Regions from separate parts of the Mus musculus genome. Here regions 2, 3, 4, 5, 6 and 7 are each linked to region 1. A link is a loop called in an ENCODE intact Hi-C map of the cell type or tissue named here. Cell type or tissue: heart. All regions are shown on one strand. Region 1 has its middle 16 kb from the start of 1700113B09Rik. Region 2 overlaps Bicc1 (BicC family RNA binding protein 1). Region 3 has its middle 6.5 kb from the start of Gm40689. Region 4 has its middle 25 kb from the start of Gm33704. Region 5 has its middle 11 kb from the start of Gm40689. Region 6 overlaps Phyhipl (phytanoyl-CoA hydroxylase interacting protein-like). Region 7 overlaps Bicc1 (BicC family RNA binding protein 1).

Evidence for each region. Peaks named below come from ENCODE experiments on the same cell type or tissue, not always from the same donor. Only the 100,000 strongest peaks of a DNase experiment are listed, where the experiment ranks them.
Region 2: it touches region 1 in a loop (6-fold over the local background); 20 of 42 quality-filtered maps call a loop at or near these places.
Region 3: a loop joins it to region 1, with 2.4 times the contacts of the local background. A loop is called at or near these places in 11 of 42 quality-filtered maps.
Region 4: a loop joins it to region 1, with 5 times the contacts of the local background. A loop is called at or near these places in 22 of 42 quality-filtered maps.
Region 5: it touches region 1 in a loop (10-fold over the local background); 11 of 42 quality-filtered maps call a loop at or near these places.
Region 6: a loop joins it to region 1, with 2.6 times the contacts of the local background. A loop is called at or near these places in 10 of 42 quality-filtered maps.
Region 7: it touches region 1 in a loop (2.8-fold over the local background); 2 of 42 quality-filtered maps call a loop at or near these places.

Annotation. Positions count from the first base shown.
Region 1 is chr10:71,216,058-71,220,057 of GRCm38, reverse strand. No RefSeq gene overlaps it. Among named protein-coding and RNA genes, the nearest start is that of 1700113B09Rik, 16 kb to the right of the region's middle. In heart, a CTCF peak has its summit at 1,604 (motif pointing right); a DNase peak (open chromatin) is centred at 1,617; H3K27ac peaks cover 515 bases.
Region 2 is chr10:70,961,424-70,965,423 of GRCm38, reverse strand. All of the region lies in intron 3 of Bicc1 (BicC family RNA binding protein 1), which reads left to right. Among named protein-coding and RNA genes, the nearest start is that of Gm24486, 81 kb to the right of the region's middle. In heart, a CTCF peak has its summit at 1,624 (motif pointing right); DNase peaks (open chromatin) are centred at 543 and 1,433.
Region 3 is chr10:70,822,320-70,826,319 of GRCm38, reverse strand. No RefSeq gene overlaps it. Among named protein-coding and RNA genes, the nearest start is that of Gm40689, 6.5 kb to the left of the region's middle. In heart, no CTCF peak of the experiment used is centred here; a DNase peak (open chromatin) is centred at 1,649.
Region 4 is chr10:70,316,819-70,320,818 of GRCm38, reverse strand. No RefSeq gene overlaps it. Among named protein-coding and RNA genes, the nearest start is that of Gm33704, 25 kb to the right of the region's middle. In heart, a CTCF peak has its summit at 1,967 (motif pointing left); no DNase peak of the experiment used is centred here.
Region 5 is chr10:70,817,315-70,821,314 of GRCm38, reverse strand. No RefSeq gene overlaps it. Among named protein-coding and RNA genes, the nearest start is that of Gm40689, 11 kb to the left of the region's middle. In heart, no CTCF peak of the experiment used is centred here; no DNase peak of the experiment used is centred here.
Region 6 is chr10:70,561,410-70,565,409 of GRCm38, reverse strand. Phyhipl (phytanoyl-CoA hydroxylase interacting protein-like) reads left to right here. Exons shown (of 5, transcript NM_178621.4): 4 at 119-236. Among named protein-coding and RNA genes, the nearest start is that of Phyhipl, 36 kb to the left of the region's middle. In heart, a CTCF peak has its summit at 1,569 (motif pointing right); no DNase peak of the experiment used is centred here.
Region 7 is chr10:71,057,029-71,061,028 of GRCm38, reverse strand. All of the region lies in intron 2 of Bicc1 (BicC family RNA binding protein 1), which reads left to right. Among named protein-coding and RNA genes, the nearest start is that of Bicc1, 100 kb to the left of the region's middle. In heart, no CTCF peak of the experiment used is centred here; a DNase peak (open chromatin) is centred at 1,988; H3K27ac peaks cover 2,119 bases.

The DNA.
Region 1 (4,000 bases):
ATGATATGATTGTTTATGCCACCCTGACTTGTCCCTCAGAGGCACACTCCTGTCCTCTGTCCCGCTCATCACAGGGGTCTGGCAGTTGTTCTCATCATAACAACAGCGTGAGACTGCCTCTTTTTCTAAGTGTTTGTCCCTCTATGGTCTCACTTCTGTGGCTAGGCCACCACCTCAAGCCCTTGAGAATTTCCCCTGAGAACCCAGCGGGACGACATCCCGGGATTCCGATTCCAAAGCCTTGAAGTAGATCAGCAGATCAACCTCCAAGAGACCTGAGTACACAGGCCCTGACCCCACATGCAGCTTCAAGCTTGCTGTCACCCTGTCCCGTCCCCCCATGCCTTCACCCCTACCCCCCTGCAGCCTTTCATCATCTCTGCCTCAAGGGGAGCCCATCTCTTCCCCAGGAGGAAAGCAAACAGCAGATGTGTGTGATGACAGTGTGGTGTGTGTCCCCAAGCCATGCAGGGGACCTCTGATCTCTGTCTGGCCTTGTTTGCAAATAAATGCCTTTCTCCTAACAGCCTGGTGCTTCGGAGAGGCAGGAAGGGGACAGCCCAGGCACCTGGAAGCTAAAAGGCTTTGCTGGCTAAGCAGAATATTTAAGAAGTGGTTTCTGTTGACATCTCCAGCTTGCGGTGGTTTGAAACTGTGTCAAAGTGTTTGCAAATATTTAGAGGTTCTCAGAGAGCGTGGTGTTGGGGTAGAGACAGTTCTCACAAAAGGCACTGAAGCCACACTCAGGGCAGTTTTGAAGACCCATTTGGAAGCCGACTGGGTAGAGACTTAAAGAGAATTGTGTGCTGAAGGGGCCGTAGGCAAAGGGAGAGTTGATAAATGTGCTGCTGACCTCTGCCCTACTGTGGACAGAACCAAATTGTCCAAAGAGACCTGCTCTCGGCCGTCTTCCTTATAGGAAGATCTAAAAGCAGGCTCTAGTTTAACACAAATGATGATGAGGGAAAGAGAGAGACGGTGATGGAAGGCTAATCCAGGAGTAGCAGCTCCCAGTCTTACCCACTGGGCCAGACAGACAGACCCTCCATCCTGTGGAATCCCAGATGCAACACTGGGGACCTAACCAGGGAGGCAGGCAGGATACTTCAGCAGATCAGACTCCACAATTCTGATTGGTACATCGAGTCTCTAGATTGAAAACTGTCAACACAATGACTTCAGTTTGTTGGTTGGTAACAAGTCTGTCATTTCAAGACTCTGCTTGTTGACGGCCACTTGTTTCTTACTGGCTGAGTCCTGAAAAAAAACACAGATCTTACCCTCCAATCTCCAACCGTGGAGATGACGGGTGGGGTGGGGGCAGGGCTCAGGGCTTTGTCAAGACAAGCAAATGTGCAACAAATCAGATGCTTTCTAGTACGGCTTCCTGGGAAGCCATAGCCCACCAGAACCATGACATCATGAACCCCTCTAATTACAGAGGATAAATATCTTACAGCAGGAGAGCTAAGACAGTAACATTTGGGGCAAGTGTGACCCGAATGTCAACTGATCAGATGAGTTGTAATTTTGTCGACTAGTCTGGGAGGCTTTTCCTGGCATCGGGGGAGTTCTTAGTATCAGGTGGAGAAGCAGTTTGTTCCGCAAACACTAGAGGGCAGCAGAAGGCAGCATTTGACAAATCCAAGGGCTCAGGCTGATGACCAGCTCAAGTCCCTGGGGCTATACACATCTCTCTTCTTGCTCAGTTGCCTCTGTTTTTAAGCCAGGAGATACCTTTTCCTGTTCAGGTAATAGCCTACTCCCCACCCCCACCCCCAATTCCTCCAAAGATACAGGGAGCTGGCTGAGGTTCCTGGTGCCTTAGCTCTTCCTGCGCCTCCTGACATGTCTCCAGTACTTACAAGGGTCGGGAAACAGAGGTCCCAGATGTGATTGCAGTGTGGCTCCTCAGACAGGCCACGGAACATTTGGAAGGCACAGCGGTCTACGTGTGGAGGAAGTATGCTTTCCCTAGCTACTTAGTTGCTGGCTTCAAGGGTGACGAGGCACCGCGTGTGGGCAGGCAAGGGTTTTTCGTAGCAGCAGTGTGGCTTCGAAGGAGACAGCTTTGAAGGCAGCCTCGCTCCCTGACCGCTGTCAGTCCCAGGAACAGTTTTCTGACTCCACCATCTTGGTTATAGCAGGGCTGGCTGTCTGCACCGCAGAGGCCAGTTCCTAGCGCTTCTCTCTGCTTCCTGAGCGCGCGCATGCACACGCACACACACACACTCTCTCTCTCACACACACTCACACACACACACACACACACACACACACACACACACACACGAGCATGTGCGCTTTTCTGGCCTTCCTATTTTGTCTGGAGCCAGTCTCCTGCATTCCTTCAGTCTCTTCCTATTTAATTAAAGTGGGTTTTATCTCTGACACTGACCCCGAGTGATACAGCGGCTGAAGGTGAGCAACAGCTATAACCTGAATCCAGCACTGTCATCTGGGTCTCTGACTGAGTCCCATTAGGTGACTCAGAGGGCGTCCCACCGTGAAGCCACACTTCCTTCATGACCACTGTGACTTGTCCCTGCTTCCACAGGGAGTGACTGCCTCCCTCCCCCTCCCGCTAATGGCACAGGGATATGGTGGGTGACAGGGCCAACGCTGAAGGTCAAGCTTATAGCCCCAGCTCTTCTAACAAGCACCGACTTAGACATGGAGACAGCCTAGAGTGGGTTATCAGGAGCTGAGCCTGCTCACAGTCTAGCATGGCTTGCCTGGGGTCCACAGCGAGCCAGACAGGTTTGAGGGGAGCTGCTGATATCCTCATCTACCTCCCAGGGCTTCCTGTGTGTGAAGCCCAGCTGGCCTGGGTTCCCTGCTGTGGTTCTCAGACCAGCATTAGAAATATAGAACCTGGAGCTGCATAGATAGCTCAGTGGGTAAGAGAATTTACGCTTGCAGAAGGACTCAGCACACACATGAAGCGACTGAGAATAGCTGTGTGTGCTTATAAGCCCAGCACTGGGGGACAGAGATAGGAGGAAAGCTGGGGGCTTGCTGGATGCCAGAATAGTGGGAAAAACAAAGAGGTACGGGCTGTGTGTGTGTGTGTGTGTGTGTGTGTAGGTCATAGGACAACTTGTAACAACTTGCAGCATTCTCTCTCTGTATAGCATGTGGGGATCCAGGCTCAAACTCAGGTTAGACGCTTGGCACTAGTTGCCCTTATAGCTGGCCCATCTCACTGGCCCCCAAACTGGGGCTTAGATCTGAGACCTTTTGTGTCAGTTGAACCGTGGTGGAAGCAGATACATCTAAGTAGGAAATCGTGGGTGTTCCTAAAGAGCATGTGTTGGAAGACGAAGGAAAAAGAAAGGATGGTTGATCTTGTTACCTTGATGGCGATTAGAATCTCCATGGTAACAAACCTCTGGGCATGTCTGTGAGGGAGTTTCTAGATCGAGGTTAATCACACCTGTCAAGGCAGTAACTCCTGCTTTTGCCTGCTGGTCCTGGGTGAACCCTAGTTGATCCACAAGCCCCAGGGGTGATCCCATCTCTGCCTCCACAGTTTTGGGGTTATAGATGTGGGCTACAGTGCCCAGCATTTTTATCCATACTCACTTCTGTCTTCATACCGGTTGAACAAACCAAGTGATTTGAGATGCCGCCTTTAAGACCTGCAGTGATAGTCTGCTCCCGCAGACTGTCAGCCAGAATAAACCCTTCCTCCCTTGAGGGAGGTTTTGTCAGGTGACTGGAAAGTAACTGGAACTCACTCTGTAGACCAGGCTGGCCTCGAATTCAGAATTCCGCCTGCCTCTGCCTCCCAAGCTCTGGGGTTAAAGGCCGGCGCCACTGCACACTCATGCATGCTATTTCACCTGGGGCCAAAGGGGCGTGGCTTAAGGAGCCGAGTGGAATCCAGGGAAATGCCCGGTCACTCTCATTTGTGCGATGTAGTGCTCATCACTCACTGGGGTTTCTTTAGAAAGACGTGGCTTCAGTTTGAAAGCCATGATGGATCTGAAAGCCACCC
Region 2 (4,000 bases), 250 kb after region 1:
ACAGTTCCACCAGCTGTGTAGCAAGCATTAAAACAGCAGCAGCAGCAGCAGTAGCAACAACAACAACAAAAATCAGGAGTCAATAGGGACCTCGAATATTCAAGCATAGTGCCACATTTTCTGTATTTATTCTCCTCCTTTCTCTGTTCCCCCTTTCCTTCTCTCCCTCCCTCTCTCCCTTCCTCCCTCTCTCCTCTTCCTCTTTCCCTCCCTTCCCCTCTTCCCTTCCTTTCTCCCTCCCTCTCCCTCCTTCCTTCCCTCCTTCTCTCCTTCCTTCCCTTCCTCTCTCTTCCTTCTTTCCTCCCTCCCCCTCCCTCCCTCCCTCCCCCTCCTCCCCTCCCTCTTTCTTTCCTTCCTTCCCTCCCATTTTCTCTCTTCTCTCCCGCCCTACCTTCCTCTCCCCTTCTCTCTGCTTCTTCCTACCACTCTCACCTCTCCCTTCTTTTCCATTACTACTCCTCCCGCACTGTCCTCCAGAGTCTCTCTGTGACTTTCCCACAGAGCTTGTTAGTGGCTACCCTTAGCTCCGCCTCCCTTTTCCCTGTCCAATCACAGACCTCCTCTGCACTAATGTAATCGGACAGGGAAAATCCTGCAATGCCAGACCATCTTCCCAAAAGCTCGACAAAGCTGAAGGTTAGGTTCAGGAAGCGTCTCGACTCTAAAATGTTTACCAAAAACGTGTTTTTGGAACCATCAAGGGTGTCTATGAACTCACAGATGAAAGCCAGGAGAACACTCCTGTGAAAGGTATCGAGCTCCGCAGAGCAGGGCCCATTTTCCTTTGTTCCTTCTGTGGTGTGTACATACCAGCATAGCTGAACTTCTCAGTGAGAGTGGTTGCTATCCAGTCTCCTCTCTTCCATGGGAGGTGATACGCCTAAAAGACAGGAGCAGATGGGTGTGGTCTGAATCCGAAAACCAACACTCTCGCACGCCTCTGATACTAGGATCAGACTTGCTGAAAGTTAGAATTTTGTTGGAAATGCCCAGTGCTCATGGTTACCTCGGAAATGAAGGAACCTGAGCCTAGAGTCTCCTTCATATAGACATTTTCGACAATAGAGTGCTGCTAGTCTGCTCAGTACCACTGTGGGTGTGGGTGAATAGCTTGGTTTATAACATCCCTAGTCTGTACCCATAGTGCCATTGGACAGACTTGCAGCTCTCTGTCTTTTGATGCTTTCTGGCTGATGCCTAATTCATTTTGTGCTTATCAGTGGGGTCAATACTACAACTCACGGTCAAGTGTTTCTAGGGTGAATTGGAACACAACGTTTATCCCCTGTGATTTTACACAATCTTAAACTGAAATCTTCACCAGGCACTGGCTCTCAGGCATGGCAAGTAATGAATTGAGGTTCCGTTCAGACTAGAAGCAGGCAGCAGGCAGCATGCACATGTCTTCTACGTAAAGGCAAGAGCGGACCCAGAGAGTAGGGGGGAGATAGCGAGCATGTCCCTAGCCATCTCATCCCTTTGATCCAATGTGGTAGTATTTGTTTTTCTCGGTTTCTATTAAGCTTGGCAAATCAAAGAGCCACTTTCTAACAAGAGCTGAATCTGAGGGTTGGGGTTAGGGGTTGAAGACATTGCAGTCCCAGCTTCATTGAATAATTCACTTTCTGACCACTAGGTGGTGCTCATTCACTTCTAAATTTGCTGTTGAGGTGGTTTTGTTTTTTGTTCTTTTTTTTTTTTTTTTTTTTTCCTTTTGCTTATTGTTCTGTTGTTGGAAAGAAAAAGTTACGATAATTTGGTTATCTTTAAACTAAGCATGCCTGCACCTCTACAGGTGCAGGTGTATAAGAATTTTAGTGTTTATCCAGCCTGGGAAGTAATGGGTTTACAAGTTAACATACCTTGCACATGGTATGTGTGTGTGTGTGTGTGTGTGTGTGTGTAAATAATATTGATCTATATTCTTCAGAATCATTTGTCACTTCTGTCAAACCAGATAAAAACGGGTTCATAGACTGTGGTGGGTGGGCATCCGTGTGCCTTGCTTTTGGGTTCCCTAAACTTAGAGCCTATGAAAAACAGTTTTGGAAAGTTCCGAGCAATCTTAAAGTCATTGCAAATGTCAGAGACAGGGCTAAAAAGATAATGGGATAAGGAGAGCCTCAGTCAGGAGTAGCAGGGGGGACATGGCAGAGAAGGGCAGGGTGCCAGTAGAGGGGTGATTAAGTGGGGGTTCAGCCCATATTCCACATTCCAAAGCTGCAGGGTGTTGTCAGCTGTGGTGTCATGTACTGCTCAGAGGAGCTGAGTAGTCTCCTTTCCTTCCTTCCCTGGGCTCTCCCCTGGATTGACTGGTTGCACCTCAAAATATGTGATGTGTTCAGCATAGAATTGACCTTGACCTGTGGGGTATGCTGGCAGTGGAGACATCCCGACGTATGTAGTCCAGGTATAATCCCTACTCAGTGGCAACTGGGTAATTCCTGCTTTGGAAGAACAAAAGGCTCAATGGTTGTGGATGGTACCTGGATATTTACGGATCTCTATCCTGTACTGGACAGAAAGGACTCAGGGAATTCATAGACCATGGTCATGACCTATTGATGATCATATCCGTTTCTTGACTTTGTCACTAATACAAATGGGCAAAGGACTCTCCACTTACCCCAGGATGGTCTTCATCTGCACCAGGCTGGACAGTAAGGTGTCAGAACTCCCAGACTACTAAATTCTAGGAACCCAGTGAAAGAGAAATGGAAACACATCCTCGTGGTTCCATGTCCTTGATTTCTCCCGCTTGGGGTGTCCAGATGCCTGCCACTACACACCGGGCTGGAAGAATGAAGCAGAGTCCAGATCGCACAGGATCTCAGTCCACCTGAAGCGAGTGCCTTGGGGGTGGGGAGAGAGTGAGAAGGCCTTCTCTGATGATGATCGGCAATGAAACAGCTCTCTGAGACGATCTTATCTTGGGCATATACCTTTATTCAGGATGGGCTTATACACATAAACTTTTGGGGTGAACCAATCAATGGTTATCTAGTTGTGAGGGAGGGGGTGAGAATATCTGGGTGTTGGGGGGAGGTCATTGGCTGAAGGCTGCTGAGAGGCCTCATTAGCATGGGAGGCATCCCAGGAATCTCAGGTGCAGGATCACATGACCTTCCTCAGGTGGGATCCAGAGTCCTCAGAGGAGAAGATGCCCAGCTGACAAAGAGTCTGCCCTTTTGCCTTTTCAGGGCTGTCTGTTAACAACAGACTCAGACCTTAACAGCAGGGCAACACACCTTGACCTGAAGACTTGTGCAGGACCCTCCCTTTGCTGGAAGAGTTTGGCTGTGTCTGGCCCTCACTCCAATTCCTCTTAGTGAGCCTGATGGGCCTCTCCCCTAGCCGGCTCTCCAATCCTTATGTCTTGTATCCCACGCTCTGTCATACGATGATTAGTATAACATGTAAAAGTCTTTGTGAAATGTTGTTAGGCCTCCTTGTGCATCACTCAGGCCTGTGTGTGCGGGAATCGTCTTTACCAACACATTCCCCAGACCTTGGTGCAGTGAAGGCGATCAGTAATCCCTCTTGAGTGACTGGACACTTCCCTAGTTACAATCGTGGTCAATAAAGAAATCACGCTGTGTATTAGTCACTCAAAATGAACTCTGGGTAAATATGAAATATTCCCAAGTGGACTTTGTTGTTCTGTGAACATTGGCCCATGAGGATGTTTTCTGTAATACGTCATCACAGTTTAAATTGTGGACAGAGTTGGAAGACATTGCACTATAGGGCCAGGTCTGAGTCCTGTAAAATCTACTTTTCTAGGGCAAGTTACTATTGTTGCTTTCTGCATTGGTTTTCTCTGTTAAAAAAAAAAAAAGTTCACAAAGCAATAGCTTGGATTAAACAAATTACTCTATTATCTTTAGAATGCCGCCAAGAATATAACGAGAACTCAATTCACAAGTAGAATTCATAATTACCTTATTTTATTTCGCAGTGGTGTGATTTGCTTATTTTGCACAGGTTGGAGGTAAATTGC
Region 3 (4,000 bases), 390 kb after region 1:
TGGGGGTGGGTACCTGTGGCGGGCTGTGCTGCTAAGAAATCAGGCCATGCAAAGGGTCTACTGTAAGGGGTTTAATGGGGGAGTGGGGAGAGGAACAGGTTGTCTGGGGGTGGGGACAAGAGAGAGACAGAGACAGACAGAGACGCTGGGAGAAGCATGCTGGGAGATCTGGCATGGCTGAGACCTTTTATGTGCTACACTTGATGCGTCTGACTATGGTGGTGGTGATGATGTAAGCTGTGCCCCCAGGTCCTCACTGCCGGTGGTGGAAATGCTTGATTGCTAACAGATTTGTGAGCCACCCGCACCAGACTATCACCTCTTTGTCTTTCTTGCCTTTTGCACCTTCCACAAACTTTAGCCTTTGTTTTGGTAGAAGACCGGATACATCGACCATTGCACCCATCCAAGAAAGGCTTAGTCCACCAAGAACATTTCCTTTTTTAATTTCATTTGCTGCATCTTGCTTTAGCTAAAAGCAAGATGGGGTAGCATTGTGGTCCTGGATAAAAAGATACAAATGAAAATGTTTCATACAGCTGCCTTTCATACCTTGCTAGCAGGGCACAGACTGCTGCTTGTCATGTACGATCTCTTGGCTGACTTGGACACAGGGGTGACTCTACAAGGCCCTATTGTAGGTGTAGGTCTCGGAGCCCCAGCAAGCCACTCAATTGTTATTTTGCTGGCATCCTGCTCTTTGCATGTGTTAAACGGTATTGCTCATTAGAGACTTGCTGATAGGACTTGTAACAAGCCAGAGGGAAGTAGGCCTTGCTGCTGCTTAATTTTGAGAAATTGATTAAGATGAATTTAAGATTATGCCCATCCTAGAGCAAAAATGAAATAGCTCATTATGACGAGAATAGACTGCTTGCTATCACTCAGATGGGGAGCAATTTAATGAGCACATTTATGTGCTGTTGAAGCCAACAGCTTCTTGGTATTTGCATTTTGTGTGGTGGTTTCAAAAAAAAAAAAAACGAAAAGAAAAAGTATCCCATGATAAAAAGGTAAGCATATGTTAACATAGTGAGCTTAAAAATGAAAATAATAATTGTGAACATTTTGATACATGTGTCTCCAGGTGGGTCTCTCTCCCTCTCCCTCTCCCTCTCCCTCTCCCTCTCCCTCTCCCTCTCCCTCTCCCTCTCCCTCTCCCTCTCCCTCTCCCTCTCCCTCTCCCTCTCTCTCTCTGTCACATTTTTGGTGGTATATTTTATATAATGCTCTGAATATCTCTTCATATTCATTACAAGGAAAACTTTTCATACATTTAAGTTGAATGTGTGCATAATGCAACTTGTATACACTGTACTTGAACTGGTCTTTCATAATTGGACATTGAGTTTATGTATAATGCCCTAATAGTCTTTATCTACCATCAGAGGTCATTAATATGTCTGTGGAAAATGCTGCATTTCCATAGTTAAATGAAAACACTAACTTACTTCTTCCCAAGAGTTGGCTATTGAACAAGAGCACAGGCCAGGGAGCTGTTTGTCTGGGAAAGACTTTTTGGCTATATTGGGGATGACCAACTCTTTCCAAAGTTGCTTCCACAGTTTAATTTAGGTCAGGGGATGAGAGACCAGGCCTGCCTCAGTGTTTTCTTCAGGGAGTGTAGAAGAAATGCAGGATAGGATTGGCCTGAAGCTCCAAATCCGGCACGCTGTGGCGATGATCAGTGTTGGGACTCAGCTGGGTGTAACATTGTTATCTTCAATGTTATTCATAGCTATGATTGAGTAATGTCACGGGGAGAGAAAGAGCCCATGGGGAACACATAGAGCTATGAAGCAATTACAGTTTGACCTAAAAATGCTTCGGAGGAAGAAACAGCACTGTCAACCTCTTACCCGGTTTGGCATCTTCTGACTATAGAGTTTGGTTGGGAGAGTTAGAAGTGAATTTTGGGTAGAGGGAAGGCCAGAGTATCCAAATGAAAATTTTCCTGTGGAAAAATGAATGAGTGTTTGATTCTGATTCTTCAACTCCCTGACCCAGCCAAAGGTTCAGTCTCACAAGACGGTGCTCACTTTAGAAGCAGGCATCAAGGAACTGCCTGACTGCTCATGCTCTGTCCAGCTTGGCTGTAAGTCTTGGGGGTTCACCAAAACTGGCCCTTTCATGATAAACAGATTTCCTGGAACAAGAGAATCAAGAAGTGTAGTATATTCAAAATGAAAAAAGCAACTGGGGGCGTGGGGTGTGTGTGTGGCAACTATTTAACATTTCCATATCAAAGACACTCTCCTTCAAAACAAAGATTGATGGCTGACTTTCCAACCAAAATGCCAAGTGCTAAAATTCAAAAGAATGATTAATATCTCTGAAGTGCTGGAAGAAGATGACTTCAGAATATACAGAAAGACAGAGAGTTGGCTTGTTAGGCAAAGCGCTTGTCAAACAAGCACGAGGGCCTAAGTTTGAGACCTAGTGCTCTTGAGGAAGCTGAGTGGAGCAGCGTGTGTCTATAGCCCCAGTGCTGTGGGGACAGAGACAGGTGCGTCACGTGAGCTTACTGACCATCCAATCTAGGCAAAGTGGTGAGCTCCTGATTCAATCAGAGTCTCGATCTCAAAAAGCAGGGTGGAAAGCAATTGAGAAAGGCCCTTACCTCTGGCCTCCACAGAGATATACACACATGTACATGCACACCTCTAAAAATAGACACAGACATAGACACATACACACACACACAGATACAGACACATACAGAGAGACAGATATACAGACAGACCCATGAAGCAACATAAGTGATAGGATGAGACAAACACAAGTGGGAGAACTCATTTGCTGAAGCTCTCTGCCAAAAGGAGGCCTGAAAGAATGTGTTGTGAAAAAAAGGGTGCAAGTAAATGACCCCAGATGGAAATAAAACAATAAAAAAGGAGAGAGGGAGAGAGAGAGAGAGAGAGAGAGAGAGAGAGAGAGAGAGAGAGAGAGAGGAAGGAAGGAAGGAAGGAAGGAAGGAAGGAAGGAAGGAAAAAAGAAAAAGGAAAGAAGAGGAAAAAATAGAAAAGGAAAGAGAAGAGAAGAGAAGAGAAGAGAAGACAAGACAAGACAAGACAAGACAAGACAAGACAAGACAAGACAAGACAAAACTTCCAGTGGGCATAGCTGGGGGAATCCCACTAGGTAACATTATAAAACCTTGTGTTGTTTGCAAACATGGAAGAAGTGATGATCCAGGAGCTCATAACAGGGCAGGCAGCACTGTCTGAGAACCAGTGAAGAGTGATTCATCTCAAAACACCTGAGAAGAGCACTCACCTCTATTAAGGGAGAAAGTGTACAGGCAACTTAAAACATGGGCCCGCCCCTGGGGATGTGGCCACTGAGGACTTGGCTGGTTGGTAGAGTGATGCCTGATCAATTGAGCATTGGGTCTGGGTGGAGTCCCCAGCACTGCATTAAGTGGATGTGATACCTGTAAGCCCAGCACGGGGGGGGGGGGGGGGCGCACGGGGGGGAGTAGACAAAGGATGATCAGGAGTCCATGGTGAAGCAACATAGCAATTAGTGGTCAGCTTGGGCTCTGTGAGGTCCTGTCTCCAAAAGAAGAGAAATGTAAACAGAAGAAAATGGAGTCAGAAGAATTAAAAGATAAAAATACAACACATAGATCATCTGAGGTTATATTGAACACAAAATGTTTCAGTAATGACACAAGGCATACATGAATTCAGTGGTCCAACTAAAACAACAAATTATTATGATATATACAGAAAAAAAATCAGGACCCTGTGATGTGTTTCTTACAAAAACCAGAGAACCAGAAACTATATGGAAAAAGATGCATTAATGCAAGTATAATCCAAAGATAGCTGACCTAACTGTTGTAAAAGAAAAGTGATTTTGAAGGCACAAATAAGGAGGTACTTCATAGTGAGGTAATACAATATGTAAAGCACACACTAATACACACACACACACACACACACACACACACAAAAGCATTGCATGATTTCTAGTACAACCTCTGTGATAAGGAGAA
Region 4 (4,000 bases), 900 kb after region 1:
TTCATATTTATATTTCATATCTTTTGTATTTCAGCGTGTGAAGCCGGGCTCATGATGGAAGATAAGGGCTTACCTCAACACTTCCCCGCCAGAAGGGTGAGGGGCTGGGGTCCTGGCTCCATTCAAGTGGCCTGCTTTATTAGCACCAAGTACTTGCAGTGAACACTGATGCTCCAAAGGAGAGACATCTCTTTAACATGGGGAAGAGGAAGAAATCCAGGCTGGCTGACATTCATCTTCTTCCAATGCCCTTCCTGTGGAGGGCAAGGGGGACCTCATTATCTTCAGCCAAGTGAGAAGGAAGTAAACCTAATAATAAATAGCCATTTTTTAAAGATTTATTTATTATTACAAATAAGTACACTGTAGCTGACTTCCGACATACCAGAAGAGGGCGTCAGATCTCATTAGGGATGGTTGTGAGCCACCATGTGGTTGCTGGGATTTGAACTCAGGACCTTCGGAAAAGCAGTCAGTGCTCTTAACCTCTGAGCCATCTCTCCAGCCCCCTAGTTATCCATTGTTAAGTAAGCATTTTATTTCATGACCGTTGTCCCTTAGCATTAACAGGGAAAGAACACCTAAATTGGGATGCGCCTTGTTCAAAGTCACATTGATCACCAGAATAGAAGGAACTAGAATACAAATCCTCTGATTTATGGCTCATTTTGCCTTTCCTTCCTTGTGCCCTGTTTGCATTTTTTTTCAATGTAATGGCACATTTTGGTTCCTTCTCCCAACCTTGTTTTACAGGAATAAGGTCTTGGTTATTAGAAGGCTTTACAATATGAGTTATTCATAATGTCATGGCTTTAACGATACATAAGGGTTAGACCCTTACAGTTCCACCTTCTTCTCCCTACACTTCAGAGACTGCTCTGTTTATCTTCTATACAATGCCCAGGGCCTGGGATGCATTTAATTGTAAGGTGAGAGGCATGGGCTCACCCCATGCCTGACCAGAAGACCTTATGGTCCACTGTTTAAACGCTGAGTCCACCCTCCACCTTTCTGTCATTCTGCATCCATGGGGTATTAGCTAATTCGCTATCGCTGTGACAAAACACTATGACAAAGGTAATGTATAGAAGGAGTTTATTTGGGCTTACAGTTCTATCAGGTTAGAGCCTGCAATGGCAGAGTGAAATCACGGAGGTGGGGTCAGAAAGCTGAAGAAGGCTCACATCTTGAACCACAAGCACGAAGCGAAGATGATAAATTCAAAATGGCACGAGTCCTTTACACTCTCAAAGACCACCACCTCCAGTGACATACTTCCTCCAACAAGGAACAAGAATACTAATCTTCTGATTGGTGGCTCACTTTAGCCTTCCTTCCTTCTAGAATCGTTCTTTAATATAGAGCCCAACAGTTCAAGTGTTTATTTGATACTGGCAGCTCAACTGGTGTTTGAAGCTGGCTTTAACTCAAAAAGTTTAAGAAGTGCTCACATATGAAGCCCCCACCTCTCATCGCTCTCTCTCTCTCTTTTTTTTTTTTTTTTTTTTTTTTTTTTTTGCTAAGGCCCGAGAGGCAAGATTTTCTTCGGTCTTCCCAGGAGACTCTTATGTACAGCCAAGGAGAGTAACCCCTGGTTTTTATCTTCTTCTATGTAAAATAATTAGTTGTAATATAAAGTTTCAGTGGGCTTTGCTGGTCATGATGAGGAGAAATCACTGGAGATAAACACTGTCTGGCTCCTTCACAGCAATGCCCCAGTCCCCATTGTGTGGATTCTAAGGGGCGGGTGCTTGTCACTTCCCCAATGCATTTATGAGGAAGGAAAGGTTCAGAATGGGTTCAAGGGAGAGTGATAACGGATTGGACAGCAAGTTCTATACAAGTGAGTTTGCAGCTACCAAATGGAGAGAGAAGCAGACAGACTGGGCTCAAGCCTTTGATTTTTATCACTGTGGTCATTGCTACAAGACCACAGCAGCAATCAGGAACACAACACTGACCCCTAGTGGCAGAAAATGTAATTTTACATTCTGTGTTCCCCAGAAGTGAGAGAGCTGTGACAGGAGGTAACAAAACCCGCAGGGCTCTGAAGAGATCAAGCAGTCTATTGCCGTCATCATCTCTGATGAGTCTGATACAATAGAGCTGGCTAACCAGGGGGTGGCTGCCTTCACCTCAATATCCCACAAGGCCCTCTGCCCACCACCAAAGCAGGTCTCATGATCAAAGCACGTGAATGAGAGTTGTCATTTTTAGCTTAGATGGAGGTGATCTGAATAGTCTGGGGGTAGGAGACAGAGAAGTGCAGTCATCTGCCCTAGACATTTTTACCAAAGAACTATAAAGAGAGTTTTGTAATTTGACTCAAAATTTTTTTTCTGGTTTAGACTTTGAGACTAGGTGCTGAAAAGGCAGATAGAAGACATGAAAGAATCCCTGAAGGTCCAAACTCTTCCCGAGGTGCCTCTCCATCACCTCTTGGCCTCCTGGATGTGTTGACTTACCGTTGTGGCTGATGGGATTTCAGTGCCCCGGTGCTGGAAATCATGCAAGATGCAGGATAGCTCAGACTCGGAGCAATGGAGGTTGAGGAAATGCAGCCTGGGGGAATCCCCGAGGAACCACAGAATTTCCATCCTCTGAGACTAAGGCTTTGAAGTAGAGGATGACAGGTAGGGAGACTGAGTCTGTTGCTAAGCCATGGGCACAGGGAGCACAAAGGAAGGCAGAGTACCAACAAGGGCAGACTTCCCGGCCTTTGAGCCCCCCCCCCACCTCTCATCCCCCCCCCCCCCCCAGTTCTCCAATCATCTTAAAACCGCAGTTCTGGTCTGGCCTATTATCAACATTCCTATTAAAATATCCTCTTGTCTCTTTCTATCTGGGTTATTTTATAATCACTTGAAAATATTCGTTTGCACCAGACCTCTTGCCAACCACCCCTGGTTTCCTAGGGAATAAATGACGGGCTCTGTAGCTGCGCTTGCACCCATAGAAAAGTGCCCTTTGCTGCGATTTTTTTTAAAAATTGCTCCTTGTACTTAACTCGGTTTAAATTAACTAGGGCTTGATTTTCAGATTAATGTTCTCAAGAGGAAATGCATCACATCATGGTTTTTCATTTAGAAAACCACAAGATCCTCATTACCATCTCAACAGCCATTCGGATATTAAGTGGTAACTTGTGCCTGAATCGAGGCCAATGACAAGGGAGGAGAGCCTTCTTTACACTCCTAGCCACAGCGGTGACCTCACCTACCCTGTCACGGCCTGGGCCTATCTTCTGTCAGTGTTGAGAACAGCCATTCAGGTGCCACCCGCATAGCTATGACCTCCTTAGGCCCGGCAGGATCCAGACTCTGACCCCAGACATCACCAGTACCAGCAAGGTGCTTTCTGCCGTTGATATTTCAGATTGGCGTGTGCCTCCTCAGTTTAAAATGAGTGTCTCTCTGATTTGGGGAACAGATTGGCTCGGGGAAGTATTTGGGATGGGGAGCTATGCGGAGGCTTCTGGGTGAGAATGGTGCTCCCCTAAATTCAAACGCTGGAAATGTAATCCCTCTGCAGTAGCGTGGAAATCTTTGGGAGATGTTTGAATTGTCGATGGATTAATACCATGTGGGAACAGGCCTGAGGACAGGGGTGGAGCTAGAGGTGACAGAATCACATGACAGATCCCGGAAATCTGATTACGGAGACCAGCAACAGGGTGCAGATCTGAGTTAACTGCGCAGCACATAAGCTTATATACAGTGTTGGAGTCAATCCCAAGCCCTTAAATCTTCAGCCAATCGAATCTCACCATACAGTCACCATGCTCCAATGAAAGCCCTGCTGATGAGGTAACTCAGAAGGAGCAAGGGGGTGGGACTTCCGGGAAGATGGGGAGGGTAACCATCGCCCTGGTCTCCATTCCTTTTTGCTGTCCCCAACCCCACCCCCACCCCACCCCCACACCCTGTGTTCCAGAAGCTATCTTAGGTCAAATGCTGTGTACAGCGGATCAGGACTCTTGGAGGACTCTCAGGAGCCTATA
Region 5 (4,000 bases), 400 kb after region 1:
TAGTGCATCTGCATACCAAGAGGCAAAGGTGACAACCGCCAACTGGTCAACCCACATTCTCCATTTTATACAGCTTAGGACTTACCCATTCCTTGAGAAATGATCCCACCCTACCCACAATAGAGATAGTTCTGTCTACGTCACTCATACAGTAGAGATAATTCCCTGCAAGCAAGCCCAGAGGCACCTCACCAGGTGGTTCTGGATTCCGTCAAGCTGACACCAGCAGGAACACAGAGCACAAGCAATTCTAAGCCAGAGTTGGTTTGAAAGATTTGATGAAGGATTTCAGTGGTCACTTTGAAAAGTATAGCTCTTATTAAAGAAATACACTCAGAAAATGGGAGAAATGTTGAGGGAAGAAAATCCTTGTATCCCTTAAGTTGTATTAAAAAGAAGGTGAAGGGCTGAAGAGGTGACTCAGCAGTTAAGAGCACATAGTGCTCTTCCAGAAAATCTGAGTTTGGTTCCTATTACCCATACTGGTGGGGCTCACAACTACCTGTAACTCCATCCCTAGGGATTTCAATGCACCTTCTAATCTCTGCAGATACTTGAACATGTATGGTACACACATGAATGCACACACACACAAAACAAAACAGAACAAAACAAAACAAAAAACAAGACACACCAGCCAATCAATGCAGTTAAAGAGGCAGCCATGGTGAAAGAAGGTGTTAGATAGCTTGTCACTTCACTGATTTCATTGATAATCTTCTTCTGAAAAAATTGGAATGGTCCAATAGTTATACAACAGGGACTAGGTTCAAATAAATAGTTTCAAAGTCCGAGAAGTAAGGAGAGGAGAGCCAAAGACCTTAGATGCTCCTTAGAGCTCCCTGTGGTCAATTGACCTCAGCCAGCCTTCTCTTGTGTTTCTGTCTAGGGTTCTTGTGGAAGACAATTGCTCTTATCCAATGTCAAGCTTGAATCTTTTGAGTGGCTTCAGGGTTTCTAACTAGAGTCTCCTCAAATTCCTTCTATTTAAAATTTTCTCTCTTTCCAAGAGGAAAACAGTCAGCCAGTTAGAAATGTCAGAAGTATGGAGTAAGTTATGCACAAGGAAGGACTCAGCCTCTCTTCAGAGGTTTGGCACTGAGCTCTGGGTAGAAGAAGTTGGTCCGCCACCTGCAAACGTTTTGCTGACCTGAGGAGTTTGCTGACTTGGGAGAAAACAGGGTTCAGAGAGCCCATTTGCTTTTCCTGTTGAAGAAACTTGGTGGACTTCAGTCAGTCATCATGAAAATTCCAGTGCTCACTAAGGAGTCAAATGTCTATCCAAAACCTATTATACTTCAGGTATGATGTGATTTGTGGCAATGTTTAGAGAAATTTCCAGCCTGAATAGCAAGATCTTACAAGATTAACTCTTACCTCTGAATCATAGGTCATGGGAGAAAACCCAAACACATAGATCTTATAACAAATAAATCTGCTTGATTTTGCTTTGCTTGGTCCAATATGTCCTTAATTTTTTTTCTGACAGTAAAACCTCTTATTATAGAATATTAATTGTACCCCATGGGCCAGTAGAAAGAATGTTTTGTGTGTGTGTGTGTTTTCTAGCCTTTGGGAGTCCACAGCACCCATATTCCTTGACTAACAGAACCCCCTACCTGTCTTTAAAGCCAGCACTATAGCATCTCTATAACACACTTGTTCTGCGCATCTCTTGTCTGACCAAAACCAGAAAAAGGCTCTCTACATTGAATGATATATGTCGTCACAGTTGGGCCTACCTGGGTAATTCAAGATAAGCATAGCTTGAAGTCTACACCCTTACTTACATTTGGTAAGTCCTGTTGTCTTAAAGATGCTGAAAGCTAGGTGTGGGTTGTCTTCATAGAGTCAGTCGTCGCTGCTTGTATTCTAATATTATTTATGTTCCCCAAAACACTGTTTACTTGAGAGATCTGCAAGTAGCTTCTGGGAACCTGCCCCAATTGGTTCTGATTGGTAAATAAAGATGCCAAGAGCCAATAGCTGGGGAGGACGGTCAGAGGTGGAATTGTAGGATTCTCGGACTTGGGACTGGGAGGAGAGAGGAGAGGAAGATCTGCCATGCTTGGTGGAGAGTGTGGACAGAGGAGAGACACAGAGCCTGCAATGTGGTAGAGAAGCAGGGAGAGCGCCCTGGGCTCTGGGCTAAGGAAGCAAGGCCCAGAGGGCTGTGCAAATGGGTTGGGAGCAGCCAAGATGGAACATTGAATCAGTAAGTAATAACTTGACATTAACAGCATGGAGGTTAGGCAGTGGTTCAGTTATTGTAATGTTTAATATATATTAAAATATAAAGACTGTATGTGTGTCTTTCATTCGGGAACCACTAACATGAGTAACTAAACCACTGACATGAGTAACAAACCATGCTGAAGAGATTTACTAATTAAATATTTATTTCTACATTCATTATCTTGCCTACCATGGTCAGTGATTACTCGGATAAAGACTCACACCCTATCAGGTAGGAAGCAAGGTCCCGACTTCGCAATGCATGGTGGTGAAGTCCGGATCTTGCTTCCTAGGCCAGCTACTGATGGGATGAAGCTAGTTTCCTTCTCTGCAGCTCCTGGTCAAGACACTGATTGAGGACTGGCTGTTATCGGCAATTCCAGTGTTGACCCTAAGTAATTCAACCTTTTCCACAGTTATTAAAGGTCCACTTTTCTCCTCTTCACTATTTATCCGAAGATGTGTGTTGACATAAAGAGGCAGACTTCCTAGACCACTCTCTAAGGATAGAGCTATTACCATCCTTTTCTTCACACTTGATTTTAAGTTAAGTGCACATAAAACTATACTCCATAATTCCAAACCACATGGTAAATCTTATCCTTTTTACCCACAGTTAAATACAGCTACCACCCCTCACCAAAGAAGCATCTCTCTACTGAAGTTGGAGACGATCACACACACACACACAAAACAAACCCAAACTGGACACAATGCACAGATCAACAGGTGGTGGGGCACCCAGCCCTGACAGACAGATCTACATCACAGCTCCTGCACTTAGGGTTCAGGAACCATTGTAAGAGAAGAGTCAGAAAGACTGTAAGAGCCTGAATACCAGGAAGTCTGCTGTGAGACAGCCTCTCCTAGACATGGCTGTGTCAAAAACAGTGGGAGAATGATAACATCAACAGACATACTAAGTCAGAAGGGGGGAAGTTTTTGTGGGGTCCTATCCATAGACAAAGAACTACAGACAGCTCTGCCTTCCGGGAGAGGGAGAATAAGCCTTCTCAGGGATGAACCCCCTTATTGGTTGTCTAACACAAAATAGTTATCCCTGAAACCATGTATACATGAACAACAAAAAGGGACTCAGCAGATTGTATTTATAAATTTCTGCTCATATACCTATATGTATATAACAATAATAATCAAATAAAAAGGTTATCGCTTGGAGAAGGGAATGGGAGGAGCTGGGGAGGGAAGAATTGGGGAGAGATGTAATTCTACTTTAGCAAAAGTTTAATTTTTATTTTTTAAAGATTTATTTATTTATTTTATGTATATGAGTACACCGTAGCTGTACAAATGGTTGTGAGTCTTTATGTGGTTGTTGGGAATTGAATTTAGGACCTTTGCTTGCTCCAGTCGGCTCTGTGCACTCTGGTAGACCTAGTTCACTCAGTCCCTGCTTGCTCTGGCCCAAAGATTTATTTATTATTATAAATAAATACACTGTGGCTGTCTTCAGATGCACCAGAAGAGGGCATCAGATCTCATTAGGGTGGTTGTAAGCCACCATGTGGTTGCTGGGATTTGAACTCAGGACCTTCGAAAGAGCAGTTGGTGCTCTTACCCGCTGAGTCATCTTGCCAGCACCCCCTCCCCCTTTTTAAATGCCGTATGCCTTACCTCTCCCTTCAGCTGCCCTTGATTATATAATATAAGTGACTCCCAACTCTGCTCTTTCATCAACTTACTCTGTGTTTTATAGAAGAAGTCATTGAGAAGGTTCAGCGCTTCTCAGGACTGCTCTGCCCTC
Region 6 (4,000 bases), 650 kb after region 1:
TCCTATTTTACAAAGTTGAATCCCGTAAAGATGTATTTTAATAATCTCTGATTTATCAATTCTGTGGCTGACACTTCTGGTACTGTATTGCTTAATATGACACTTTTAAATTTTTCAGATTACTCCAAAGTTCATCTAACACAGCTGCTGGAGAAGGCTGACGTGATTGCAGGACGCATGCTTAAGTTCTCTGTTTTCTATCGGAACCAGCACAAAGAGTATTTTGACTATGTGAGGTAAGAGTCACCAGTATCTATGCGTTCAGGTATCTTGGTTTCATATATGTCTGAAGAGCACATTCTTGTAGAGCCCAGAGAAGGGCGTTGGGTCGCCTGGAACTGGAGTTACCGATGGGCGGGAGTCAACACGTGAGCTGAGAATCCAAAACTGGATTCTCTGGAATTGCTGCAAATGTTGTAATCTGCTGAGCCATCTCTCCAGCCCTGGGAGACAAAGCCTTTGAAAATGACACACTACAGTGATTCTGAACTTCTGCACACAATCCACACAATGTTTTCTTTTGAAGCCTTAGCCTGCATGTGGCACCTCAATCTTATATTAATAGCTCTTGAGAGGATGAGGCAGGAGGGTCACCATGAATTCAAGCTCAGTTTAGGGTGCCGCCAAGGGACCCGGATCAAAAGGAAATCAGTCAAAATGAATAAGAACCTAATGCCTTTAGAGTTATAAAGGAGTTTTGTCTTTACATGACTATGTATGAAAAAAATCAGGAAGTTTTGATAGATTTTTAAATTTTTGCATACTTTTCTAATTTCTCTTAAATCAGTCATGAGCTCCAAGCTGTAGAAATGCAAGGAATCATAGTGGAAGAAGTGTGTTCGGCATATATGTTGTAGAATTAGAAGACCTCCGTCACTTTTCACCACTGAGGTCCTGAGAAGCACACTATGGGAAGAACATTTTTGCCTTGTAGCTGCTTTGGGGGCAGAGTCTGTCCAGGAAGACATGGTAGCAGGTATAAGATAGCATGGTAGCAGGCTACTGAGACTGCCAGACATCCTGGGAGACTGTGGCCTGCCGTGCTAGGCTAAACCCTAAGGGCCCACCCCAGGGACTCCTTCCCCCAGCAAGGTACCACCTGCTGAGGTTGTAGCCCTTATTCAAACAGAGCCACCAGCTGGAGGGAGACCTGCAAGTGTTCAAATGCATGAGCCTGAGGGGATGTTTGAACAAAAAACAAAGTACTTTGTTGTGCCCTGTGTTTGTATTGTATTTTGATGATAGCAAACGCATCTGCTTTTTGTCTGAATAGCTTATAAGTACAGATTTCAGTCTGTTGTTCTAAGTGGCCAGGAGTCTATATAATTTTGAGTGGATGCCATTCACCTAATTTAAACTGAATGACAAATTATTATGCTTGTCAGTCATTAATTGAGAATGGCTGGTAAATTCAGCCCAAACAGTTTTTATGTTTTTAAATATAAAATGTGGAGACCAAAAACTTTCCACGATTGCTACTGCCTCTGTTAAGAAACACATCAAAAGAACACAGCTTTGCTGTATATTCAGGTTGCTGGGTTGCTGCCAATCACTGCCCAGTGCGGCCACTGGGGGTCAGTATTTCTCTAGGATTTTCTGACTCTTCTGTGGGAAGAGGCTTTCCTGGCATAGAATATTTGCTTAATTTGTTCTCATAAATGTTTCCAAAAATTCAAACCAGTCAAACTCTGAGCACCTGGAAATGGATGAAGTAATTGTACACATTACATGATTTAAATCCAGTTTACCCGCATGAAAAATGTTTGTATCAACAACAAAACTTACTTTTGATTTAATTTCAAAAATAATAGCAGTAAAACCCATGTAACTTGTATCTTGAAGCATTAAATACAAACACCGTTAACTAAGGCATAGGTAGAATTCCTCATCATTTTGAAAAGCTTTATTTAAAAATAAATAAAGCCCCCTCTCTCTCTGCTGGAGGTGGGGCTCTAGGAGAATGCTTGCCAGGCATGCAGTAGTCTAGGTTCAAGCCCCAAGACCACAAATAACAACAAAACTACTCCCTTTTCTACGCAGTGAACTTTAGTAAGGGTATTTACTTCCGTGGATCTTGATTTGCATTTTAATTAGGAAAGTGTTTGTCAGGGTACATTTCCTTGATTAGAATCCCTTTAGAATGTTATCTTCAGAATGCTTGATGAAGAAATCTTACAATTACCCGGTAATCTTTATACGTCATTATAACTGAAGAAGTTGTGGATAAATCCTGTTTCAGTCCATAAGGGCTGAACTAATTGTCTTCTCTTCTAAAAAAAAGACTAAAACATGAGCACACCTTCAGTGAAAATGCCTCCTGCATCCGACCTTGTTCACGTTCACTAGTGAGGCTAGGGGCTTCTCTATCTGAATACATTTTCTTTCTCCTTTTTCTGCCTGGTTGTCAGAGACCCAGAAAGAACAGGAGGGTGGGGCTGAGACTCACAGAGCTGGAATATTTCCAAATTTAGCAAATAGCATATGCCTATGAGTTTTAGCTGAGAGACCCCCAAATGGTATAAGGATCTGATGAAATTTATACCAAGGAACATCTTGAAAACTGAAGAAAATGAAGGAAAAAAAAAGGGATATTTCAGGTGGTAAGAAAGCAAGTTAGAGAAGATACAGGCTTTGCTCCTGGAGTGTGTTTCTCGCCTGGCCTCCATGTGGCCTGGTCTTGCCTCTAATCTACTTCTTTAATAAACACCACTGGATAGTAGTCAGGTGATGGAATTGGAAGCCTATTGCTTTTCTAATGATGGTGGCAGGTCCCCAGCCTACCTCATTGTCTCACAGACTCTGAGAAGCCTAGTGATAGTAATGATAAAAAAAAAAAAAAATCCTTATTAGAATACTAGCTTGAACTTTCCATTCTTAAAAATGCTGGTAGGCACCCATCAAGAAAAACAAGAATGGGGCAACTCTACAGAGAACCTCCATTCACAAATTAATTAATGAGACCTCCACTCAAATTTAAGCATAGCTGAGCTGCTAATGAGACACTAAAGCAACCAGCAAATATCAAGATGTGGTTTTACTCTTCTTGGGAACACAGGGAGGCTAGAGTCAGCCAACAGCAGCAGCAGTGGGCAGAACCCAGCCTTGATGGAACCACATCCTGACCCATGAGGAGGTCAGGAAGACAGCCAAGGCTTACCTTGTCTCTACCCTAGATCAGCTGCTGCTTAACACTGTAGGAGTTCACAGTGAGGGGAGAGTCAAGGCACGGAATAATAGAGGCCTGGGCCACACCGAAGGCAAGAGAGGTAGACAATGTGTTTGGGAAAAATGTTGGTGCTGTCAAACAAACAATGAGAGGTAACCTGACAAGCAGGCCTGTGTCTGGACTTAAAATGGCCAAAACATATGGAGCAAACACTTCTATCTGGTCTAAGTGGGTGACAAAATTTCTTCCTTTTCAAATAACAAATACAACTGTATAGGCTCTCAAGGCAGAAACAGATATGGAGCATGAGAACCTGTCTATTGTGTCTCTCCTCTACTCCCTTTCGCTTAATTTGAAAATATGTTGGGATTCCTTCCAGGATTGAGCTGCTAGGGTTAGGCTCCTCTTTTCACATTAGTAAACAAGTATGGTTTTCCAAATTGCCTTTGAAAATACACACACTAACAGGTTTCTTGCTTTTTCTGTCCTCTGTAGTGTGAAGGTATAATCCTTGAGCCATGCTTGGTCTTCTGTGACCAGTAGTGTATAATGAACATCTTTATGTTGTGATAATTGATATACATTGTATAATAATAACCAGGGCAATAGAAATTTTGTCTTTGGCCAGGTGTGGTATCACATCCCAGCCCTTGGGACACTGAGTTGGGAAATTCTGAGTTTGAAACCACCTGGAGCTTCAAAGTGAGACCTCATCTCAAAAAAGTCTACTTCTTTAAAAAAAATTTTAATCCTGTTCTGTTCACCCTAAAACTGCTGGGACATGAATATTTGATTAACTACATCCTAAATCTTACAGGCTTTCTTTGTGCATTC
Region 7 (4,000 bases), 160 kb after region 1:
TTTTACTGGGTCTTTGTTTTTCCATTTAATTATATTTCTAAGACAGGGTTTTATGTAACTTAAACTAGTCTCAAAATTGCTATGTACCCAAAGGTGACTTCGAACTGTGGATTTTTTTTTTTTTTTTTTTTTTGCTTCTGCCTTCCAAGTGATGGGATTACAGGTCTTGTGTTATTACACCCAAACCCAGGGCTTCATGCATACTGAGCAAGCACTGTACCAGCTGAGTTACATTCCCCTGCCCATGAGTCTTGTTCTAAGTGTAGGATGTAATAGACGTGTTTCTTTGCATTATGTACTCGGATGCTTTGTGCTTATCTAAAAGGGAAAAATAAAAACTCATAATACTGCTCACAACCCACCCAGGACCACAGGACAATGGGGCCACTAGAACCTATACATCTACCACAGTTGTGTAAGAGAGTTCTGTAAGAAGGATAGCTTGCATAAGAGAGTTAGTGTGTGTGTGTGTGTGTGTGTGTGTGTTTAGCTCTTGGAGCCCACAGTTTACCCTTTCTCATATTAGCTTGGTCAGAGTGCAGTGCATGGACCCACCTACTCCCAGGCCTGGGAGCCTCTGGTTTTCATTAAAGACATGTGTGTTCCAGGCAAGCTGTGTTTGTGGCATTCCACAGCCAGTGCCTTTCAAGACTCTGGGGAGGTTGTCCGTCCAGAGCCACCTGAGCGTGCTTGAAACAACTAGATAAGAACAGTATTTTCTTTCTTGGACTTTTAAACATTGTTAGTCTTTGAAACTGTAATTGAATTGAACTTGTTATTGTTGTTCAGAAGGTCAGCCTTCTAAGAAGAAAATGAAGCTGTCTTGCATGTAAAGACTTTAGAAACCTGAGAATCCTTCTGTGTCTTTTCAATATTAGAAATTTAAGTTAAGAGCAATTGTGTAGATTGCCAGCTTATACCACTGTAACATTTAGCATATGTTCAAATCATTAATAAGGTTCTACATACGCTTTAACCCAGAGGCAAAAATTATTTGTGAACATTGATTTCATTTTTTAATCATCTGTACTTGTGTGTGTGTGTGTGTGTGTGTGTGTGTGTGTCTGTGTGTGTATGTGTCTGTGTGTGTATGTGGGTGTCTATGTGTGGGTGTGTGCACACAAATGCAGGTGCCTGCAGAGGCCAGAAGAAGGCACCAGATCCATTTGAACTGGAGTTACAGATCATTGTGAGCCACCTGACCTGGGTGCTGGGGACCAAACTTGAGGGCTTCTGTGAGATCCATCTCCACTTTTAACTGCTGAGCCATCTCTCCAGACCACACAGTTATTTTTAGATGTCAACTCTTTTTTTCTCTCTCGATTTTTAAGATTAATTTTTAAAGTGGATGTACAAAGAGATGGGTTTGGTTGTGATGTCTTCATATATGTGTGTATGTATGGACAAATGTATGTCAGTATAGCAGGCCCTCCTCCAGCCCCTGCTGCTTTTTTGCTGTCCCATCTCCCGCTTCTCTTTGTTAGTTCTTCCCTTCTGCTTCTTTGTGATATATCGAGGTCATTACCTTTCTCTCACTTCCTCCCTCTCACTTTAGATTTCATCTTCCCTCTCGTTATGCCCCTTCTATGTTCACGTCAAAAGCATGTGTATTTAAATTTAAGTGCAAGGAAGCATGCACCGTAAGGAAACAGATGGATCTGGAGATGATTATATTAAGTAGAATAAATGTCAATTCCTCACAGTGAGAATTCTCCAAGTATCATTAGGGTTTGTATTCTGAAGAGTGTCACTGTGGTGTTTGGACCGAAAGTTCACTCTCCTCTCTGCCACCCCCACCCTCATGCTCTTGGCTGCAGCCACTGCACCTCTGTCCACAGACGGGAGGCTAACAGCAAGCTTTCTTCTCCAGGAGGGAAGGGCACACACTTCGAACCTCGGCCGTTCCATTGGCAGGTGTTTATTTTTCCAGGATGACTGAACGTGCTTTCAGAAATTGCCAGGGGTTGCTAGGCAGACTTCAACAAACACAGAGGCCATCGCTGGCCTGCTGCCTGGCAGGTTTCTCAAGCCAAGTGGTTTTGTGACCCTGGCTTGAGAAGGCAGCGTGCCCTCTTTCTGTTTGAACCTGGAACCCCGTGATGCCTTTTGCCAGCTCTCCGGTGGGCATTCTGAGGCAGTTGTGAAGTTGAGGTTAGTTCCCCCAGGGGACCAGCTGACTGACTTTAAAGGAAGGGCATACTGTCATTGTTCAGGATTTCGGGCCGGTTCCCTTGGCCCTCTCAAAGGTGACGAGAAACTGTCTAGAGTAAACCTGTCTCTGAGTCAGCACTGGCTCTGTTCCCGTGTGCTGCCCTCCAGGGATCAGTGGCCTGTCCTGCTGAGCATTCCCTCAGTCTGTCTTCCTCTCTTGCCTGGCAAGGGGAAGAAGTCGTTAGACACCCCTGTGCAGACAGTGTTTACTGCAGTGAGCTTTCTCCATTAATTCAGAGCAATGCTTGAGATACTGGAGTAACACAGGGTTTTTTTTTTTTTTTTTTTTTTTTCTGGACTAGCGATTAGATGTAAGAATGGTGTATCTACAAGTCTGCCCGTTGTAGACTTTGACTGTCTGTGGGTCTGTCTGTTTTGGCTTCACTGCCACCAGAGCAACTTCTCTTGAGGATGGCACCACGCCATTTATTAACAAATACACACTATTCCTGAAGGCTGGCTGTTTAAAAGACAGCACCTTAAATGTGTTAGTCCCGCAGAGCGCAGCTTGCTGATAGACAGAATCTGCTGCCCACTCTCTCCAGGAGGCAACAAGAGTGTGACAGAGAAGGTCACCCTGATCTGTAAGAGGCGGGCAGGCCTACTACTCTCTGCATGCACGAGCTGGTGAACTCATTGCTCAGGTGTGGAGGCTGGAGGGAGTCCTTGGGCATGTTGGGCTCTATCTTTTGTAAACTTATCCCCAACCAGGACCTGGAGCTAGCCTGACAGCCAGAAAGCCCCTTACCTTCTAGTTTGTGCTACCCCACAGTGCTGGGTTATAGATGTGCATAGCCCTTTTCTTTTGCCTCCCTCCCTTCCTCCCTCCCTCCCTCTGCCCCTCTTTCCGCTCTGATCTAAAGGCCATCTACGCAGCCCCAGGCATACCCTTCATCTGGGTTGAGATTCTCCACAGTACAGCCTCAGAATTTTCTCTTTCCTGTTTCCTCCTGAGGAACGACTCTCGAAGCTCCTAGTGCGAAGGGCCTGTAGGGTTTCACAGCTGATGTTCCTTATCAGGGTCGTCACCATAGACACGAGGCTAGGACAAGAGCAGCAAAGATAGATTAGCTCTGTATGATCTTAGCATCCCTCACTCTTTTTATTTAGTCTCGTGTGTCTGGAACATTCTGATGGAGAACAGCACACAAGCTAGGCATGTTTCCCGAATGGAACTTCCCAGCAAGCGTGACAGAAGCAGTAGGGGGTAGGGGTGGAGGTGGGGTGGGGATTCCCATACAAGTGACGTGTGACATGTGGTGCTGAGCTTGGGTGGTACACTCCTGGGTTGGTTTGCTTGTAGACCTGGCTGTCCTGGAACTTGCTCTATAGACCAGGCTGGCTTTGAACTTGGATCTTACCCATCTTTGTCACTAGGCTGCTGGGATTAAAGGCATGTGCTATCGTGCCTGGTTCTTGGGTTTGTTTTTAAATCAAATACCTCAGTCTGTTTTAAGGATTTATATGCTGGTTTCAAAGGCAATGGGAAAACATTTCTTTTCGTGTGTTAATTTTTCTGTTTGGACAGACTCCTCCTTTTAGTGTTTAGAGTCATCAGGGGGAAGTGAATACAGGAAAAGTAGATGGTGTCAATAAAGGACGGAGAAGGGAGAAACCTTCGCCATGGGGGTCTGTGTGCCCCTTGAAGTTCTCTTTCTCATTGTCTGCCTGAGACTTGTGTGTGTGGAGACACCTCCTGTTAGCCATTTATTTTGCCAGCTAGGGTGTGCTCTGCTTGGTTTTCTGTGTCATCAGCCTTTCTTGCTTCTAGATAGCTTTCTATCTCAGG